Linked DNA regions of Homo sapiens: region 1 is linked to region 2. A link is an interaction called in ENCODE POLR2A ChIA-PET data of the cell type or tissue named here. Cell type or tissue: OCI-LY7. All regions are shown on one strand. Region 1 has its middle 10 kb from the start of FCRL5. Region 2 overlaps FCRL5 (Fc receptor like 5).

Evidence for each region. ChIA-PET counts read pairs that join two places held together with the same protein. Peaks named below come from ENCODE experiments on the same cell type or tissue, not always from the same donor. Only the 100,000 strongest peaks of a DNase experiment are listed, where the experiment ranks them.
Region 1: POLR2A ChIA-PET joins it to region 2 with 42 read pairs; 2 of 35 experiments call an interaction of 5 or more read pairs at or near these places.

The regions. Positions count from the first base shown.
Region 1 is chr1:157,560,411-157,565,410 of GRCh38, reverse strand. No RefSeq gene overlaps it. Among named protein-coding and RNA genes, the nearest start is that of FCRL5, 10 kb to the right of the region's middle. RefSeq lists an enhancer at 2,683-2,882. In OCI-LY7, no CTCF peak of the experiment used is centred here; DNase peaks (open chromatin) are centred at 2,810 and 3,720; H3K4me3 peaks cover 1,853 bases; H3K27ac peaks cover 3,239 bases.
Region 2 is chr1:157,508,959-157,513,958 of GRCh38, reverse strand. FCRL5 (Fc receptor like 5) reads left to right here. Exons shown (of 17, transcript NM_031281.3): 17 at 1-582. Among named protein-coding and RNA genes, the nearest start is that of FCRL5, 41 kb to the left of the region's middle. In OCI-LY7, no CTCF peak of the experiment used is centred here; DNase peaks (open chromatin) are centred at 1,348, 1,678, 2,298, 3,058 and 1 weaker place; H3K4me3 peaks cover 3,856 bases; H3K27ac peaks cover 4,773 bases.

The sequences.
Region 1 (5,000 bases), 51 kb before region 2:
ACCATGACTGTGCTGGGCTTAGGAGGCTACTGAGCCTGAAAGCCCTGGACTAAGAACAGCCTTGATGAAATAGTAATTGTGTGACTGGAAAGAAGAACTAAGGCAAGAGTTCAGGGTGGTAGGCTGATACACTTTATAACTGCTATTTATGCAGCTTCTGCTATGTGCTTGTAATATACTTTACAAACATCTCATTTAATCCTGACGACAACTATAAGGCAAGTATAACCAACACCTGCTTTATAAACGAAAAAACTGGGGTCAGAATTTTGCAAAAATTTTCCCAGTCACACAGACAGTGACAGAGCTAAGATTCAGTTTCACGTCTGTCCAATTCCAAAACCTATACTCGTATTTATTATTTATGTATTTATTTTTGAGACGGGGTCTCACTCTGTCACCCAGGCTGGAGTGCAGTGGCACAATATCGGCTCACTGCAACTTCCACTTCCTGAGCTCAAGAGATCCTCCCAGCTCAGCCTCCCAAGTAGCTGGAACTACAGGCACATGCCACCACACCTGGCTAATTTTTTATTTTTTTACTTTTTGTAGGGATGGGTTTTTGCCATATTGCCCAGGCTGATCTTGAACTCCTGGGCTCAGGCAATCCACCCACCTCAACCTCCCAAAGTGCTAGGATTACAGGCATGGGCCAACATGCCCAGCCCAAAACCTATGTTCTTTCCATATAACAAGCTTTCTCCATTGCCAAGGATCAGCGTCTGAATAAACAAGGCCAATGCTGTATTGAGACAGCTGAGTGGGAGAAGAGCCACAAAGAAGAGAAGAGTCTTTGTGCAGAGATTTTAGATGAGAGTCACCTTGGCAGGCCCAGCATGTATCCTAAGATGGGAGGAGATTTGCTTAACAAATCTAATGATACCTCCCTGTTTCAATTATTCTTTTTCCTAAATATTAGCAGGTAGCTATTAAAAAGGAAGAAAAAAGTCAATACAAACAAAATAACAGGAAGTATCCACGGGTTGATTTAGGTGTGGGAATGGGCACATACTGGAGAACTAGCAAAGAGTTTGAAGGCTGCAGAGCTTTTGTTCCTAGAACCCTGTTCAAGTAAGCAAAGCCACAGCACACAAAAAGAGGATGGCCAGCATTCAGGGACAAAGTCAAGGGGCCAATTTAATCTGACCAAATATTCCTTTTGAATATAGTTGCAAAATTAGCAGCAAGAATGCAATGTAACCCAAAAGCATGAGTGGCATGCCCAGGAAGTCTGAGCAGCTGCTTATGGTGGACATCGAGACATTTTCTTTCCTCATCTCTAGCTGTTGCCCTTATTTAACACACTCAGGTTGGTATAGGTAGTACACTCAGAAAATTGTGAAATATTCCAGTAGATTCTTTTTTCTTCTTCCCCTTTTTGAGATAGGATTTCCCTCTGTTGCTCAGGCTGGAGTACTGTGGTACAATCTCAGCTCCCTGCAGCCTCAACCTCCCAGGCTCAAGCAATCCTTCTGCCTCAGCTTCCCAATTAGCTGGGACTACAGGCAGGCACCTCCATGCCTGGCTAGTTTTTGTATCTTTTGTAGAGACAGGGTCTCACTATATCGCCCAGGCTCATCTCAAATTCCTGGGCTCAGACGATCCTCCTGCCTATACCTCCCAAAGTGCTGGGATTACAGGCATGAGCCACTGTGCCTGCCCTCCAATAGATTCTTACTAAACCTGATTATACTGCTCTAGAAGATTTAAACTGCAAAATACAAATTCACAAAGTAGTGATGTATGCTATTATATGGATGAGCCTCAGAAACATTATACTCATTGAAAGAAGCCAGATACAAAAGGGAACAAATTATATGAATTCATTTCTGTGTTCAAAATAGGCAACTTTATAGAGAAAGAAAGTCAAATGGTGGTAATCAGTTAGTTGCCTGGGTTGTTGGTGGGAATTGAGAGTGACTGCAAATGGATGCCAGGTTTCTTTCTGAGGTAGTGAAAATGTTCTAAAATTAGATGATGGTGATAAAACGAGTGAATACTATCATTAAATATTGTACATCAATAGAGCTGTTAAATACATAGGCAGTCACCCAGGGATTTTTAATAAGCATGCATTACCACAAGTAAAGACAACTGGTAGAAAGGCTGAAGTGCAGAAAGTGAATAGAACTTTGAAAAAGCAAGAGATTTTGGTGTCATGCAGACAAAGGTTTTGAATATATTGAGTTATCTCCTGTGATTTTTCACACCATCCTAGTGAGGTGGGCATCGTGGTCCCCATTTTTAGGATGAAGACACTTAAGCTCGAGTTTAATAATTTTCTCAGGGTCACCTAGCTGGTGAGTGGCAGAGCCCTGAGTTTTTCTGGTAACAATGCCCGTGCTCCTTCACCTCTCCATCGTGACAGAACATTGCCTGTAAGACTTTCCCTCAGGAAAATCCAATATTAACATTTAAGAAATTAAAGCTTCTTTTTGCCCAGATTTGTTTTCACTGCCAACACTTTCTCTTCATCTGTATCAACTCTCTCTCCCCCTTTACCATAGTACACTTTGTGGCCACAGCATCCTGCTTGTCAGCATACAAAATTCTGCTCATCCCTCCAGGAGCTCCTGAGAGGCTCTGCCCACTCTCCAAACTGACTGACAGAGCCCGAGAGCTACTCCAAGCCCACTCAGTGATCATGAGATTACTGTGGTTAATTCCACACTGCCTGTTTAAATACGCCCTCCAAGAACCTTTAATTTTTATCTTTCTGTGTTGTAAATAGTACAGTGCTTATTTATAAACTTCAGAACTCTAAGTTTCCATTTCCTGTCACCAAAATAGGCTCCTAGTAATTGCTCTTGAGAGGTAACCATTAAACCATGGCCCCTGCTGCTGCTACAGCTGGCTGAAGGAAGATCTTGCATCTAGATTCCTGTTCAGATACCTGTGACTGTTGAAGCTCTTTATTGAATTTTTTAGGCTCATGCTCAGACAGCTGTCTACCACTAATTGTGCCTTTTGGCTTACAAGATGCTTGAAAGTAAAGTATGCAATTTCTTTGAACTTCAGTTTTTCCCATCTATAAAATGACGATAAAAATACCTGCCTGAAAGAATATTTTCTGTGTTTTTTCCCTGTTGATTCAAAGGTTAAATAAGGTAATATTTACAAAGTATCTGGTGTGATGCTGTGTTACAGTAACCATCCAATATATGGCAACCATTATTGAGATAAGGGTAAGGATCTCCTTCAGTTGAGAAAAAGGCATATCTACCACATTTTACTTACTGAAACCAACCACAAATGACCAAAAAACAAACAAAAAACAAACAAACAAAAAAAGAAACTCCATCTTCAGTGAAACTTTTGAAAACCCACATTCCTCAACTTATAAATGCTGGAGAGCAGCTTCTAATCACAGTGAAATTGAAATTCAAACCAAACCAAGGGAAGAAATGAGGTGGCAGGAAACGCAGGCTCCAATACACATCTACGGGAAAAGCTCCAAGTTTTCCAACAGTAAGGGGCAAAGTCCTGAAGCTCCAAACCAGTAAACCCATACTCAGAAGACAAGGTGTTGGGAGTATGGAGACTGTAGGAGCATCCTCAAGTCCCACAGAACACTCAAAAAAGCAGGGACATCCGATCAGAATAAGGCACTTTGCAGATGTGAGGAGAGATGGTACACAGTACTGGCTCTGCAGGTGTGAACATTATTCCCTGAAGAGAAGTACATGCTAAATCACCACATGGAAAAAATCTGTGAACTACAGGATGTCATGCTAAGCCAGGTGGACCACCTCTTGATTCTCAAGAAAGAAAACATGGCAGAGATGGCGAGGAAATGCTCTGAAGCAAAATACCTATGTCTGAGCTGTCTGCTGCCTCAGCTCACACCCCAGCTTGTCCCACAATCTGCTCTTCAGTCAATAGAGAGTTGGGAAAGTGTGGCCCTTGTTGAGAGATAAGCCATAATCAGACTGTCACTAGCATGGGATTCAGGCATGTAGACAGAATGAAAAAGCATAGGCAGTAAAACAGTATAGGCAGAAGAAGCACAACGCCACCCAGCCATCCAAAAAAAATCAGACAACCTCTTCTCCATGACATCAGAGAAATTTTAAAAATAAAGTCTTTTTTTCATATAATGACACTTTGGGCTTGAAAAAATGTAGCAGAAACAGAAGAATATTGAGGGTAAATTAACAAAGCTCAAAAAACAGAAGAGGAAAATCAGCCATATTAAAATCAGAAAACAAAAAATGAATAAAAATTGCTGAAAATATAGTAATGAAAGATGGATTTGATAAAACTAAACAAAATAAAATAGGAAAGAACAAAGGTTTAAATTATGACAGAGAAAATAATTGATATGAGTGACAGATAAAAGATATCCAATATTCCCATAAGTGGTATTCTGAAGCCAACAGAATAAATGCAAATGAAAAATATTTAAAGATATAATAGAAGAAAGCATCCAGAAAACTGATACAGAATTAGCAACATGACATATTTGGATAAAGTTACTATACTTCAGAGATTTTTTAAAACAGAATTTGGTGGACTTTGGGAGGCCAAGGTGGATAGATCACCTAAAGTCGTGAGCTGAAGACCAGCCTGGCCAACATGGCAAATCCCCGTCTCTACTAAAAATACAAAATCAGCTGAGCATGGTGGCACATGCGTGCAATCCCAGCTACTCGGCAGGCTGAAGCAGGAAAATCACTTGAACCTGGGAGGTAGAGGTTGCAGTGAGCTGAGATGGTGCCACTGCACTCCAGCCTGGGTGACAAAAAGAGGCTCCATCTCAAAAAAAAAAAAAAATTGAAGAATTTGGTGGACAACCAGAAAAAAATCAAGTTATGTGGAGGAGGGGAAAAAGCTGTCTTCAAACTCGTAGCTGCGTTCAAAACTAGAAGACAATAGTCTAATGTTTAAAGACCCTCAAGAGAAGAAAGATTAACCCAAGAATTTTAAATCCAGATATATTTCAGGAATAAAGCAAAAACATACTTTCTAACATGCAAGAACTCCATGACTGTGGCACTTTA
Region 2 (5,000 bases):
TGCAACTAAAATAGACGTGGAGCAAGAGAAATGCATTCCCACCGAGGCCGCTTTTTTAGGCCTAGTTGAAAGTCAAGAAGGACAGCAGCAAGCATAGGCTCAGGATTAAAGAAAAAAATCTGCTCACAGTCTGTTCTGGAGGTCACATCACCAACAAAGCTCACGCCCTATGCAGTTCTGAGAAGGTGGAGGCACCAGGCTCAAAAGAGGAAATTTAGAATTTCTCATTGGGAGAGTAAGGTACCCCCATCCCAGAATGATAACTGCACAGTGGCAGAACAAACTCCACCCTAATGTGGGTGGACCCCGTCCAGTCTGTTGAAGGCCTGAATGTAACAAAAGGGCTTATTCTTCCTCAAGTAAGGGGGAACTCCTGCTTTGGGCTGGGACATAAGTTTTTCTGCTTTCAGACGCAAACTGAAAAATGGCTCTTCTTGGGTCTTGAGCTTGCTGGCATATGGACTGAAAGAAACTATGCTATTGGATCTCCTGGATCTCCAGCTTGCTGACTGCAGATCTTGAGATATGTCAGCCTCTACAGTCACAAGAGCTAATTCATTCTAATAAACCAATCTTTCTGTATGTGTGCATGTGTATGTGTGTGTATAAATGTATATGCATTTGTGTACACAGATAGGTGTATATCTGTGTGCTTACCTCATGGGTGCATGTGAGTACACACAAAAAAACCACACACACACAAGCACACACATCCTGTTGGTTCTGTTTCTCTAGAGAACACTGACAAACACAATGATTAACAAGGGTGCGAGAACCAAATGGGCAGGCTAAGCGTCTGCTCTCGAGGCTGGACTTCCATGAGAGGGAAGGCTTCCGTCTTTAGAACAGATACATTTTTCTAGTTTGCAACCTTGTGCTGGTCTTGAGTGAAGAGGAAGGAGAAAGTGAAGAAATTCCCCCATGCTTTAGCCTGGGATAGGACAGACCCAGTGAAACGGGTCTATCTATAATTTAGAATGGGCAAACAAAGAGCAAACCTCAGCCTCGAGTATAGTGTGGCCTGGAGTGGACTCGAGTTCTTGAGGGACAAAATCTCAACTGCCCAGCAGTGGTCTCAGGAGGCTCCACAGAGGCAGAATGTTTCTTTGAGGGGACAGCCCCACATATTAGGAGAGCAGTATGGCTCTTGTGACTGTAGAGGTTGACATATCCTAAGATCTGCAGTCAGCAAGCTGGAGAGCCAATAGTACAGTTTCTTTCAGTCCAAATGCCAGCAAGCTCAAGACCCAAGAAGAGCCATTTTTCAGTTTGAGTCTGAAGGCTGAAAAACTAATGTCCCAGCCCAAGGCAGGAAGAGTTCCCCCTTACTAGAAGAAGAATCAGCCCTTTTGTTTTATTCAGGCCTTCAACAGACTGGATGGTCCCCACCCACATTAGGCAGGGCAATCTGCTCTATTTAGTCTAATTATTCACATGTTCATCTCACCCAGAGAGACCCTCACAAAACACTCAGAATCATGTTTGACCAAATGTCTGGACACTCTGTGGCCCAGTCAAGTTGACACATAAACTTAATCATCACAATCACAAAGGTGGTCTCTTGGCTGCACACATTTTTGGGGATTGTTTCTCAGTTGGTTCAGATCTCTGAGCTGTTACTTTTAGGGTCTCCTCAAAGAGAAGAGAGGCCCGGCTTCCCTCACATTTGTGGTTAAAAGAAATATTCTAAGATTATGCCCACTTCCTCTTTTTGTTTTGTCTTTTGTCACTTCTCAAAGTCCACCTGTCTCTTTGACATCTAGCTGACCTGTTTCATGTCTCCTAATTTTACCTCAACTAACCAACTTTATTGTCTTTGCCCTCTTCCAATCTCCTCTGATTAATACTGCCCACTCAACAGAGAGCTTGCCATAAGAATAACTACTACTTATTAGGAATTAATGTGTCATACCTTATGCTAAGCTTTTTGCATAAATTATCTTATTTAGGGTGCATAACAGGCCTATGCAATACTTATTCATTACTGTCCCTGTTCCTGGAACCAAGCTGAGTTCAGCTGTGTTTTCTCAAGGCCCAATAATGAGAAGCAGACAAACTAGGAAAGAAGGGAACTTATTGCTGTAACCAGATACAGTGAGAAGGTCAGAGATAATTCTATCAGTCCAACTCAAAGTGTTACAGTTTTCTCAGTGCTTATATAGGTTGGGATTATGTGCCTCTGTGCAGTATAGCATTCACCTAAGTCTATTGGTAACTAATTTTGTTTCAACTAGAAGGTCAGAGGCAAAAAAAAAGCTTGCTAAGTCCAATTAAAAGGCCTCCAATACCTTCAAGGCCTGTCTACTGTGGTACTGGAGTGATTATTTCTCTCTTATCTCCTTTATGGCTTGGTCCGGAGAGCTGTCTTAGACTCTCCAATGAATCTATTCAAACAGCTGCCTCTGTTACCTTGACTCGTCTCAGATTTCATTGACCAGAGACAGGTCCTGGCACTAGGAATCTATGACTGTCTCTATTATTTTGGCTTGCTCCAGGTTAGGGAGAAGCCCATGCAAGGCTCCTACTGACCATATGTTTCATTTCCAGCTTTGATGTCTGGGCACCGATTTCTCTAGGTTTAACTATTTGCTCAATGTTAAGGCAGTGCTGTGGAAATTTGTCTGTGTAGCTGGGGTGCTATGCAGGCCTGTCTGTGTGACTGTCATGCAGGCCTGTCTGTGTGACTATCAGGGAGAATTGGCCTGCCACATCCCTATTTTACAGATGAGGTAACTGAGACTTAAAGAAATTAGTTTAGACTAAGACCACACAATAGTAAGTCAGAGCTAGAACTGTGCATCCCTGGAGTCCATGCTTAGTCACTTCACCAAATGTCCTCAGTGAGTATCGTGGGCCACAGAGTCCTATTTGGGGAGAGGCATTTGTGAAGCAGGAAGAGAGCACACGAGACTTGGAGCCGGAAGGCCTGGCTCCTGTACAGGCCACTACCCGTTGCTGTTTAACCTCTCTGAGCTCTGGTTACCTCATCTATAAAACTGGAAAAGAAATAACAGCTGCTTGACTGAATTACATATGGAAGGAGGTAAGGTTTGAGAACGCTATGCAGATGTTCACGGAAGCAGGTGGGGAGGTGCCTGTGTTTGTTACCAAGTTTGCATTGCTTTCTGTTTGCCTTTCTTGGTCCCTCCCCCATCATTACAGTGGAGCAGCTGCTGAATTGCAAAAACATACTTCAGGGCCAGGCGCGGTGGCTCACGCCTGCAATCCCAGCACTTTGGGAGGCCGAGGCGGGTGGATCATGAGGTCAGGATATCGAGACCATCCTGGCTAACACGGTGAAACCCCATCTCTACTAAAAATATAAAAACTTAGCCAGGCGTGGTGGCGGGCGCCTGTAGTCCCAGATACTCGGGAGGCTGAGGCAGGAGAATGCCGTGAACCCAGAGGCAGAGCTTGCAGTGAGCTGAGATTGCGCCACTGCACTCCAGCCTGGGTGACAGGGCGAGACTCCGTCTCAAAAAACAAAAAACAAAAAGCATACTTCAGAAGAAAATGATGGAAAATAATCTGGTCTTCTTTTTAATGTGAGGGGAATGGGATAATTAGATGGGAGGTGTGGGAATGCATAAACTCAACATTTCAGGGATTACATAAATTCATAAAATCTTTCTGATGTGAATGTTCTTTAATTATTTTCCAGAGAAATAAAAGCAAAGGGGTGATGTCCCCAGAGACACTCTTCCGGGTGGCTTATTGACAAAAGAACATATTTGCTTATAAGAAGGCTGTGAATAAATACAAATTTCGTGGGTGGGGCCCAGCATATCCTGCAGCTCTACATTTCTTGGCATCAGGCAGTTTAAGAGATTAAGGACTCTGATGAAAAGAGACAAAATGAGAGTGTTCAGGCTGCTGGGTGCCTCAGGGACGTGTCCTCCACGCCCGGCCTCAGCCTCCCTTCCCATCTCTCCACCATTGCTCTCGTCCATCTTATGTGTTTGTCCCACACCTCTGAACACCATGTCCACCTGTGTCTCCAAGTGGGGCACCACAGAGCAAACCCGATGGATAGATCTGGTCCAGAGGCGGCCTTGTGGCCATGTTGGTGGATGGAGGAGAGCTGGGGGAAGACATGGGAGAATAAGGCTTAGAGGCAGGTGCCCCTCACTTGCCTTCCTTCCATCTGACCAAGCAGTGCTCTTTGTCAGGGTCACTGTCACCTGGCCTCACCAAAAATAGAATGAGCTCTGCGTGGGAAGGGAAGAAGGAGGAGGTGCTGTGGCCATAACCATGGGGTAACAGGGGCGTAGGGAGGGTGAGGCAATAGCTCAGGAGGACCCTCCCCAGCTGGCCCAGGGACTCCAGGCCTCAGGCTTTGGGGTGTGAGAGTGGTCAGGGAGGGGTGAGTTGTTTAATTTTCAAGTCTTATTACTAGAGAAGGCCTTGAGGGCATCCACTTCTTGTACTTTTCTCATGCTTGGGCCCCTCCACAGCATCCCTGCTGAGACATCAGCCAGCCTATGCTGGAATGCTTCTGGGGCCAGGGAGCTCAGCACCTCACCTGGCCTGAAATCACTGAAGGTTAGAGCTAGAAGGGGCCCTTGAGACCCTCAGGCCCTGCTCATGCTCATGTTTCCTGTCACCCTTCTTGCACTCTGAAAGTGACCTCCCTGTCACTCTTACCCTTAAGGAGAGTCTGCCCCCTGTACTTATTAGCCAAACTGCCTCCTTCAGATGTCACCTTCAATAGCTAAACTGTGGGGCAAGGCAGTGTGGGAGCTCCTCCACGCTCCTCACTATCATTTGCAAATTCCTTCACTGAGTATGTGTTCTTATTTAGTATGAATTCATATTCAGTGCCTACAACTGAGAATTGTTGAGAAGTCATCAAGAAGACCCACCTTGCCACTATGCACATCCTCAGTTTTGCCTACAACTGAGAATTCTTATTCATATGTATTCATATTCTGTACCTACAACTGAGCCAGGTGCTTGCTGTACTAAGTACTTGGAATACACTGGTAAACAAGGCAAATAAA